Linked DNA regions of Homo sapiens: region 2 is linked to region 1. Evidence: read pairs that join two places in POLR2A ChIA-PET (ENCODE). Cell type or tissue: PC-9. All regions are shown on one strand. Each heading gives the region's core, and the rest is flanking DNA. Links, peaks and the distances in the headings are about the cores only.

Region 1 (4,394 bases), core at 216-4,215:
AAAGATTTTAGGGTGTTACTAGTTACTCTCATCTATTATGCAATCAGGCATGAGGCCTGATCCAGAAAAGTTAAGAGGTATCAGGAGGGTATAAAGACCTCCTTGATTAAAGGGAATATGGTTTTTGGAAGGACCTAACTGAATCCTCAGCTCTTCAGGCAATATTATCATCATCAGCTGGGTGCCTTCCCCCAGACAATATATGGGCATAAATATAGATTATCTAAGCACAAGTGCAGATGACATAAGCAACTGATAGATTTACCACACACTTACCAATACCATGAGCTCCAGATTTGCAGGTATAATGTAAAAGAGTCATATCTGTCAATCCATCTCTATCATTCACATTGCAACCTCTCTTAAGAATCTGAAGCAGTCAAGGAAAATATGGTTACAACCTAACTACTGAGGTACCTATTGCTTTCAAACCAATGCTGAGGAACCAAGTTAGTCTATCGTATCTGAATTACTTCTCAGTAAAATGTATAGACAGTATGAGCATATCTTAAGGGTAAATTTTTAAATCTGTACTCAACAACAATAATGAAAACTGAACTTGTCAGCAGGCTGAAGGAAATTCTTAAAGATTATTCCAAAGGTAATCTGGCACTCCAAATATGTTCCTCTCAAAAATGAGCAAAATTTTATTTCTATGCGTGTAATGATATTTGAAAAAAGTATAAGCACTCTCTTCCTACAACACAGCAACATACTGGTCAAGGAACCCTCCCTCAAAAAATCTAATATTCTTAAAGACTACATTCAAGCCTATATATTTACCAAACCAACCAAAAGTGTAAATAGAACATGATGGTAATCAAATCCCTTTATGAAATGCATAAAAGTTTACAAAATTAATTTTACAAAGAAGGAAATATGAAAAATGCCCCTCCCTGCACCCGCCAGGAGTCTACAAATGTCAGAAGTACAGAGCATGAAGAAATAATCAGAAGAATATATAGTATTAACTCACTGCCCCATGAAAATCCTGGAAATACAAATAAATATCAGAACTTTTAAAGGGTTTCTCCTTTATTACCATCTTCCTTTCAGATGGGGAAAAAAATCTATACCATTAACAATCCTAACAATGCAAAACTTAAAATGTAAGAATTCCTTACCTCATTTCCAATAATGTCAATGTTTTGTTGGACCTGAGGAACCCACTGTCTCAAAATGGCAAATAATTCTGAAACTGAAGTTTTGGGATCAAAAAGAATTTCCTGGCATGATGCATCATTAGGATCAAAGAAAGAAAATTCTGAAATAAAAAAAGATGCAAATTAAATTTACTAAAAGTTTCAAATAAATATATTGAAAATAATAAACAATAAAACCAAGGTTCAAATGATACAAATATTTTAGATGCTAAAAAAAAATCAGAAGTATCTAAATAAGGAAAATATTATGAACATTTGCTGAGCACTTACTAAATACTTTAAAAATCCTCACCAACACCTTACCTGGCAGGTATTATTCTCATTTTGCACATGAGGAAAGCAAAGCTCAGACTAAATAATACCAGCTCAACATCGCACAGCTAGTAAGTGGCAAATCTGGGGTAGAAAACCAGGTCTGTCTCCAAAGTCTATCTTCTTTCCTCTATTATTCTACTTGCTGAGGTAACTCACCACTGAGCTCAGATTGTAACAGCATGCATAAGTAGTGGGACTCATTGAGGTTTTTTTGTTTTTGCTTTCTTCTTTGCATTTATATATTTTCCAAAATTATACTATGTACACATAGTTCTTACTTCTAGAGTCAGCATAACTAAAAGATGAGAGGCACCAAACTAAAGACACATATACAAGCAGAGCAGCAGTCCATCAGAAGAGAATCAGAAAGATTGAACTGAAATGTGATAACATTCGTAAGCTTAGACAACAAAATGGTCCTGTTAGGCAAAAATCAAAATAGAAGCCAAGACAAACCTTGGCCTCTGAGCCAAAGTCCCACCCCCAGCTCAGGAAAACCTGTAAGGACCTATTCTCCAAAACACCTACTTAAACTGCACATGAAGCTTGAACTTCATTTCTTGGTCAGCATGACTCAGCACATTGCAGCAAATCAGTAATGACTAAACTAACCCACTCATTCTAACCAGTGAGAATTAAGCTGTATGAATTTCCTTTTCTAGGCTTTATAAACCTTACTATAACCTTCGTGAGACAAGCTTCTTACCACTTTTGATTTGGAAGTCTCCCTATTTGCAGTTTTTTACTAACTTAATATTTATATTAAGAAAAGCACCCTGAATTTTCTTTTGACAGTTTTTGATGTCAGAAGCAGGATCAGAAGAAGACCCCTGTGAAGCCCCAAGGCCAGTAACTAGGTGCTGGTACCCAGGGCCGCAGCACTGGCTGCTCTCTCACCCAGCCATGGAGTTCTAGAGTAAGTCTCTTTTGAATCTGAGCTCTCCTCCTTCTGTGTAGAACTCTCCAATTATGCTGAACAACCTTTGCTGAAACTTCTCAGGAAGTCAACCTATTCTGTTCAAAAGGGGGAAGGGTGAAACACATGATTCCCTGTGTTCCAGAGCAGCTGCTGAAAAAAGAATCCTTAATAGTTAAGACCTTTCAGAGAATCTAATGCAAAGATGGGGTCCAAAAACACTGTGGATCAGAATCTTGTGAACTTTACAAAGTTCACAAGAAAAAATAGGTGAACTTTACAAAGAATAATTTGCAATTTCAGTGACCACTTCGGAGAACCTTTAATTTAGGTAAGATAGTCTGCCTTTGGGAGTGCCCTTGAAGGAGGAGTATCCTAAGCCTTTTGGAGACAATGGAATGCATTCTTTGATTTGTATGCAGAAGCTGCTGAACACAAAATGACTCAAAAATAGCTTCTCTAAAAGCATCCCTACAGCACTCAAATAAAAAAAAAATCTTCACTAAAAAGCTGTAGCCATCTGAGCAGGTAACCTTGACTTGTTCCATCTCTCACAGGTACAATTTGGATCCAGCTTCTTTTATAAACCAATAAGCTTTGTATTATTTTAATTGACACATGGCTAAAATTTGGAAATGAAAGCTATAAGATCTCTGTGTCTGTCTGTATACACAAACAGACACAGAGATCTTATAGCTATGTATGTTCAATAGACATAAGTAAAAACAAGTGCTTATATAAATTAAGTATTCCTGAAAACTCTCAGAAAAATAGGAACTAATCCAAATGCTTTTCAAGTTCATGTGACTTGGGTAATTTTCAATAAACAAAAACATTGTTGGTTTAGTTTAAAAAACCAATATGCCTTCAGAGTTGTCAGCATTAGACATAAGGCAGACGTACAACTTTGATTCTATGTAGGTCTACTAGTCAAATAAGCTCATGTTAGACAAGTGAATTACAAATAAGCCTCTGCTATCTCTAAGTTACAAAATTTCTCAGCAAGAAAAACAAGATGATGCTTAGCTATTTAATGTCTCATGAAATTTTCGTAAGTAATCCAAGCATAATTGTTCAAAACAAGTGAATTAAATCAATGTAAGTCCACATAAGATAAATACTGAAACATTAATTGCTGAACATAAGCTTATCTACTTTTGGACAGAGAAACTAAAGATACCTGGGTGTGTTAGTAAACATGTCCTGTGCTACACTGAAAAATTATAATATAAGGAAACGTGCTTCTAGAAATTATGGTGTATTTACATAGATTTCTCAATCTACAGAATGCTAGCGTGACAGTCAAGAAAAAATGTGAAGTAGGAAGATATGTTTTTTGCTGAAAAAGAAAATGAAGGAAAAAAACCAAAATGGCTATAGGAAGTTCAGAAGAGGGAGAGAGAATCTTGTGTGATTAAGCTGGCTAAAATTGAATGAATCTATTATCATTCATATCAAAATAATGCATAACTAGCATTTCAGCTCCTGTTAAAACGACTAAACTTTCTTGGAGTATGGGCCTGCTCTTGATGGGAGATTGTGAAAGGTTTTTCTTTAACTTTTGAATGGTCTGCCTAGAAAGCAAAGATTCTGTATTTTGTCAAGATAATTTCATGTGCTTCGTGCTGTCTTTGATTAAGTTTCTCTCTCAAAAAGTCAAGGGGTTTTGTTTTTTTTTGTTTTTGTTTTTTTTAACAACTACATGGCTTTCTCTGTATTTGCCTTTGAAATCTTTGTCACTTTGGTTAAATGGATAACTAAATACCTGTAATCCTATTTAATCAAGTGCTTTGAATCTTGAATCTTTTGGGTATTCTTTTTATAAACGTCTCAAAAATCAAATTCTGAATGAAGTCTTTTCTGACCTTAGACTAACTCTGGGATTTTTCAACGGCCCCTAGAAAATCTTGTTCTATTTCTTTAAAAAAAAAAAAAAAAAACACAGACATTAAACTAATTAAGCATCTTTGCATGGGAAGCATTGTCAAATAAATGTGAAA
Region 2 (4,394 bases), core at 173-4,172, 550 kb after region 1:
CGGATGAGGGATGCTCAGCCTGTATTAGAAGGGGAAGCCAGCTCTGTCTGGCTCTGGAGGCTGAGGGGTGAAGACGTCCTCTCAGGCACCTTCTCAGGACCAGGGTTCTCTACTCTCTGGGGAGGACTCTGTCCTCTGGACCCTGCTAATTCTGGTTTGACCTCCTTCTCTGGCAGGTGACAGTGGCCCTATATCTGTGAATGCTTTACATGGAACACCCATACCAACCAGAGGCACCCCTGTCCTAGAGATGGGCCTCTAGGAGGGGGCAGATCAGCTCTGGACACACTTGGAAGTAGGTCCCAGCAGTGGCCTGGGCGGTCCCCGGGCCTCAGACACACAGCTTGACTCCATTCCTAGCGTTTTACTCTTCCCTCTGGAGGCCTGGAGGGTGCCTTGTGGCTGCCATGGCAACAGAGGCGGGGTGCAGGGGTAGTTCCCCATGCACACCCTGAGGTGGGCTGAGGCCTACACCAGGGTGGAAAAATCCTAGGATATCCTCCCCTTAGGCTTTTCCAGGTTAGAAGATGGGGTGGTCACAGCCCTTTCACACTTCGGCCCTTGGGTTTTCTAAGGAATTTGCTAAGGGTGCCACTGCCCTTAGCAGTGAGGATTCTTAGTAGAATCGGGGAGAAGTATCTGTCTGACCTGAGGATCATCCTTGGGCAGTAGACTTTTTTCTCCTGGTACAGCTCCCTCAGGTTGACGATCTCAAGCACCGTCACCAGGTTCACAAATGCCCGAGGAACCTGAGAAAAGGCAAACTCAGTCACCAAGAGGATGAGGCTGGGCAGCCTTTCACCTCGGTTTGGGGCCTGCTCCTCCTGCTGAAGTTTCAGATCTAGGGACTTCCATCTGCCCCCATCCACTTCCTCCACCCGTCCCTGCTCCCCCTCTATGCATTTGGGCTGGGATCCACAACAAAGGTGACCTGCCAAGGAGGTCTCAGCAGGATGCCAGAGCTTCCTCTAGGCTAGGTCTGAGGTCTAAGATGCAGGCCTCATGGCCTAGCCTCCGTACCTCAGCATGGAGGATGTCCAGGGCCTTTCCAATGTTGTCTGTGAAGTTCTGGGGAGAATAGTGGACCTGCAGGAAGAGGAAGTGTCCCTTGAACACCATTTGTCACCTAATCTCTCTACAGAACAGGGCTACTTTCTCTCTTGGGTCCCCTTCTTTTTTTTTTTTCTTTTTTTGAGATAGGATCTCACTCTGTCTCCCGGGCTGGAGTGCAGTGGTGTGATCATGGCTCACTGCAACCTTCACCTCCTGGGCTCAAGCAATCCTCCCACCTCAGCCTCCCAAGTAACTGGGACCATGGGTGCGTGCCACCACACCTGGCTAATTTTTGTATTTTTTGGTAGAGATGGGGTTTCCCCATGTTGCCCAGGCTGGTCCTGGGCTCAAGTGATCCATCCACCTCAGCCTCCCAAAGTGCTGGGATTACAGGTATGAGCCACCGCACCTGGCCAGAGTCCCCTTCTTTCTGTATTCAGTCACAGTGGGCAATATTGAAATAGTGTTTGTCTTTGGGGCCCCAGCCTGGACACCAGCCCCATGATCCTCAGGTTTGTCATGGCTGTGGCCCTCAGGGAAATGCCTATGCCTCTTTTTTTAATTTTATTTATTTATTTATTTATTTATTTATTTATTTATTTATTTATTTATTTTTTTGCGTGGAGCTCTGGATCTACTCCATATCCACTAACTGTAGAGCCAAAGCATCACATCTCCAGGCCCCTCTAACATGGGGATGTCCGAGCAGATGACTCTAAGATCTCCTGCAATCTGAGCAGCCTCTGTCCTATGGCCCGATCTCTTTTTCTTGGAGCCTCAGTGTCTGGGGCTACTGAGCACACCCTACATGTATGAAAGCACACCCTACATAAATCAAGGCAATAATGGGAGGGGAAGAGGGGAAGAGCGTCCTGTGAAACACCGGCCACACCAAGCCTAAACACATTTTAACTGTTTCTCCTGATCTCGATATTTGCGGTTTTAAAGCTTTCTCAGCAGTGGAACTCTTTCTCTGATTGAAATCTAACCAAAAGCCCTGCTGTATGGAACATATGAAAGCTGTGTCACTTAACATGAGCAGGGGAGGGGCCCAGGGTCCCACCTCCCCACGGGCTACCAGCAGCCCCAAGGCTCCCCTCTGGGCCCTTCAGATCACAGCTTGAAAACTCCTGACTCCTGGTGACTTTGATGCCAAGAAAGTGGGTTGTGAGGGGCCTGGGGGCTGGGGCATCCCTCCAGGTAGGTGCTCACAGGCCAGAGCAAGGCCACTACTTCCTAAACCTCACTCTGCTGGTCCCCTTTCTGTCTGACAAACCTCCTCATCTTCAAGCCTGAGCTGGAAAGTCTCCTGCTCTGTGTAAATCTCTCCAACAACCCCCTTTCCCACACACCAGGGTCCCACAGCAACTTTGCTTTTTTTTTTTTTGAGATGGAGTCTCGCTTTGTCACCCAGGCTGGAGTGCAGTGGCATGATCTCAGCTCACTGCAACCTCTGCCACCTGGGTTCAAGCGATTCTTCCGCCTCAGCCTCCCAAGTAGCTGGGACTACAAGCACTTGCCATCACAACCAGCTAATTTTTGTATTTTTGTAGAGACAGGGTTTCACCATGTTGGCCAGGCTGATCTTGAACTCCTGACCTCAGGTAATCTGCCTGCCTCGGCCTCCCGAAGTGCTGGGATTACAGGTGTGAGCCACCACACCCAGCCAACTTTGCTTTTAGACCTCTCTTCTGTGTGTATCCCTACAACAACATCCTGATGTCTGCTTTGTGCTGTGATGAACTGCCTGTCTCTCTCTCCGCTGGCAGTGCAAGTTCCTGAGGACAGGGCCTGTGTTTCCTTCACCACTGCCTTGCTCCTAGTACATTCCTGGCATAGGCGTGGGTGGGAGACTAGTGGGTATGCCCTGTCAGGCTTCTATCAGCTCAGAGACTGAGGTTCCAGGAGGACACGCAGCATCCATGGAGCAGCAGCCTTGATCTTGGGTTTCCCACCAGCCCAGAATGACTTGGCTCTGAAGCTTGCCCAAATGCCTGCAGGAAATCGACCTTCCCATACAAGTGACAGCACAAAGGTGGAAAGGGCAAGGCTGCTGGAGACTGGGGAAGGGAGCTAACCTGTGACTCTCTGTGAACATGGGAAAGATTTTTCTAGTCATTGGGTGTTATCTTGCTTTCTAGAATGATATGATCAAGCTCCCTTGATAGGAAACTTAATCAGGATCAATCTTATAACTAATCCTGCTTGCCCAGCTGAATGGTTCCCTGGAGGTGAATGCCTTCTCAGTCTCAGGGTTCATCCCAGGCTGGATCCAAGACAAACCATGAGCCTGAGTCCCAACTTAGCTGTACTCCTCCCGGGCAGAGCAAGTGACCGGGCTGTGAAAATCCTTCTCTGGGGGTGAGTCTTGAGTAAAGTGCCTGGAGACCTACCAGATCATTGCAGAAATCACAGAGGTCATTGCCGCCTATAAACAGGGTTATTATCTTCCAGTCTTCCTGAAAGTGTATCCTCTGAAATGAATAGAAACACAGAAGTAAGCACCTTGTCCCAGAGTCAAGTCAAGGAAAACACAAAATGCTTGCAAACTAGAAAAGATGGGTCCTCACACACCAGAGTGTCTCATGGACTTCTGAATTTTCTGTTCCTTGCTTTTAGGGTCCTGAGATCATAGGTGCTAAATGGTTCATTTATTTTAGGTGGAATCACTGAACTTGCATGTGGCTCTGTCCACACACAAAAGCACACACGTCAGTTTCCACGTGTCCTGGTGGGAGTGGATACAGATGCCCTCTGAGCTCTGTTCCTCCATCTCCAGCATAGCAAGGAAGTGGGGAAGGGATAAGGAAGCTGGTTTTGGCCATGGGAAAGGAATGTTTGTTCCAGAATCTTCTAGAAATCCTGAATTCTAATTGTGCCTTAAGGGAGAAAGACCATCTTTCATTAAGAGGGAGCTCTCCAAATTTGGAATACTCACACTGGTGACTAGTTCTGCCCATGAACTAGTCAAGCCAGAGAGGCTGAGTAGGGTAAGGTGGCAGCTCTAAGCACAAGCTCTGAAAAGATTTTGCCACCTCTGGGATCTGTCTCCTCCAAAGAGGACCTGGAAAAGCATATGAAGTCACAGGGCTGTGTGGAGAGGGTGCAGCCATACACATTCCATAAACTATGGCCCCAGGGCAGCCACGGCCCTGCAAGCCTCTTATATTGCCCCAGGCCTACATAGCTTTGCTTCCCTGATCTACACTTCCAAAAGAGCGTGGAAGGAGGAAGGTGAGAACAAGATCCAGGAAAGTTTGACATTAAGGGTAGAAATACCCTGAGAACCTCCCAATAATAGACTTTGATGTACATTAAATTATATATAACATAACTCATCC

The links. ChIA-PET counts read pairs that join two places held together with the same protein. Peaks named below come from ENCODE experiments on the same cell type or tissue, not always from the same donor. Only the 100,000 strongest peaks of a DNase experiment are listed, where the experiment ranks them.
Region 2: POLR2A ChIA-PET joins it to region 1 with 5 read pairs; 1 of 35 experiments calls an interaction of 5 or more read pairs at or near these places.

The regions. Positions count from the first base shown.
Region 1 is chr2:29,128,128-29,132,521 of GRCh38, reverse strand. It overlaps CLIP4 (CAP-Gly domain containing linker protein family member 4), which reads right to left. Exons shown (of 16, transcript NM_024692.6): 3 at 1,125-1,264; 4 at 277-370. It overlaps LOC124907747 (a long non-coding RNA gene), which reads left to right and starts at 2,174. Exons shown (of 2, transcript XR_007086264.1): 1 at 2,174-2,394. In PC-9, for the core only: no CTCF peak of the experiment used is centred there; DNase peaks (open chromatin) are centred at 2,031, 2,501 and 3,669; H3K4me3 peaks cover 3,727 bases; H3K27ac peaks cover 3,822 bases.
Region 2 is chr2:28,578,760-28,583,153 of GRCh38, reverse strand. PLB1 (phospholipase B1) reads right to left here. Exons shown (of 58, transcript NM_153021.5): 23 at 3,447-3,527; 24 at 1,021-1,086; 25 at 649-749. Among named protein-coding and RNA genes, the nearest start is that of PLB1, 85 kb to the right of the region's middle. In PC-9, for the core only: no CTCF peak of the experiment used is centred there; no DNase peak of the experiment used is centred there; H3K27ac peaks cover 125 bases.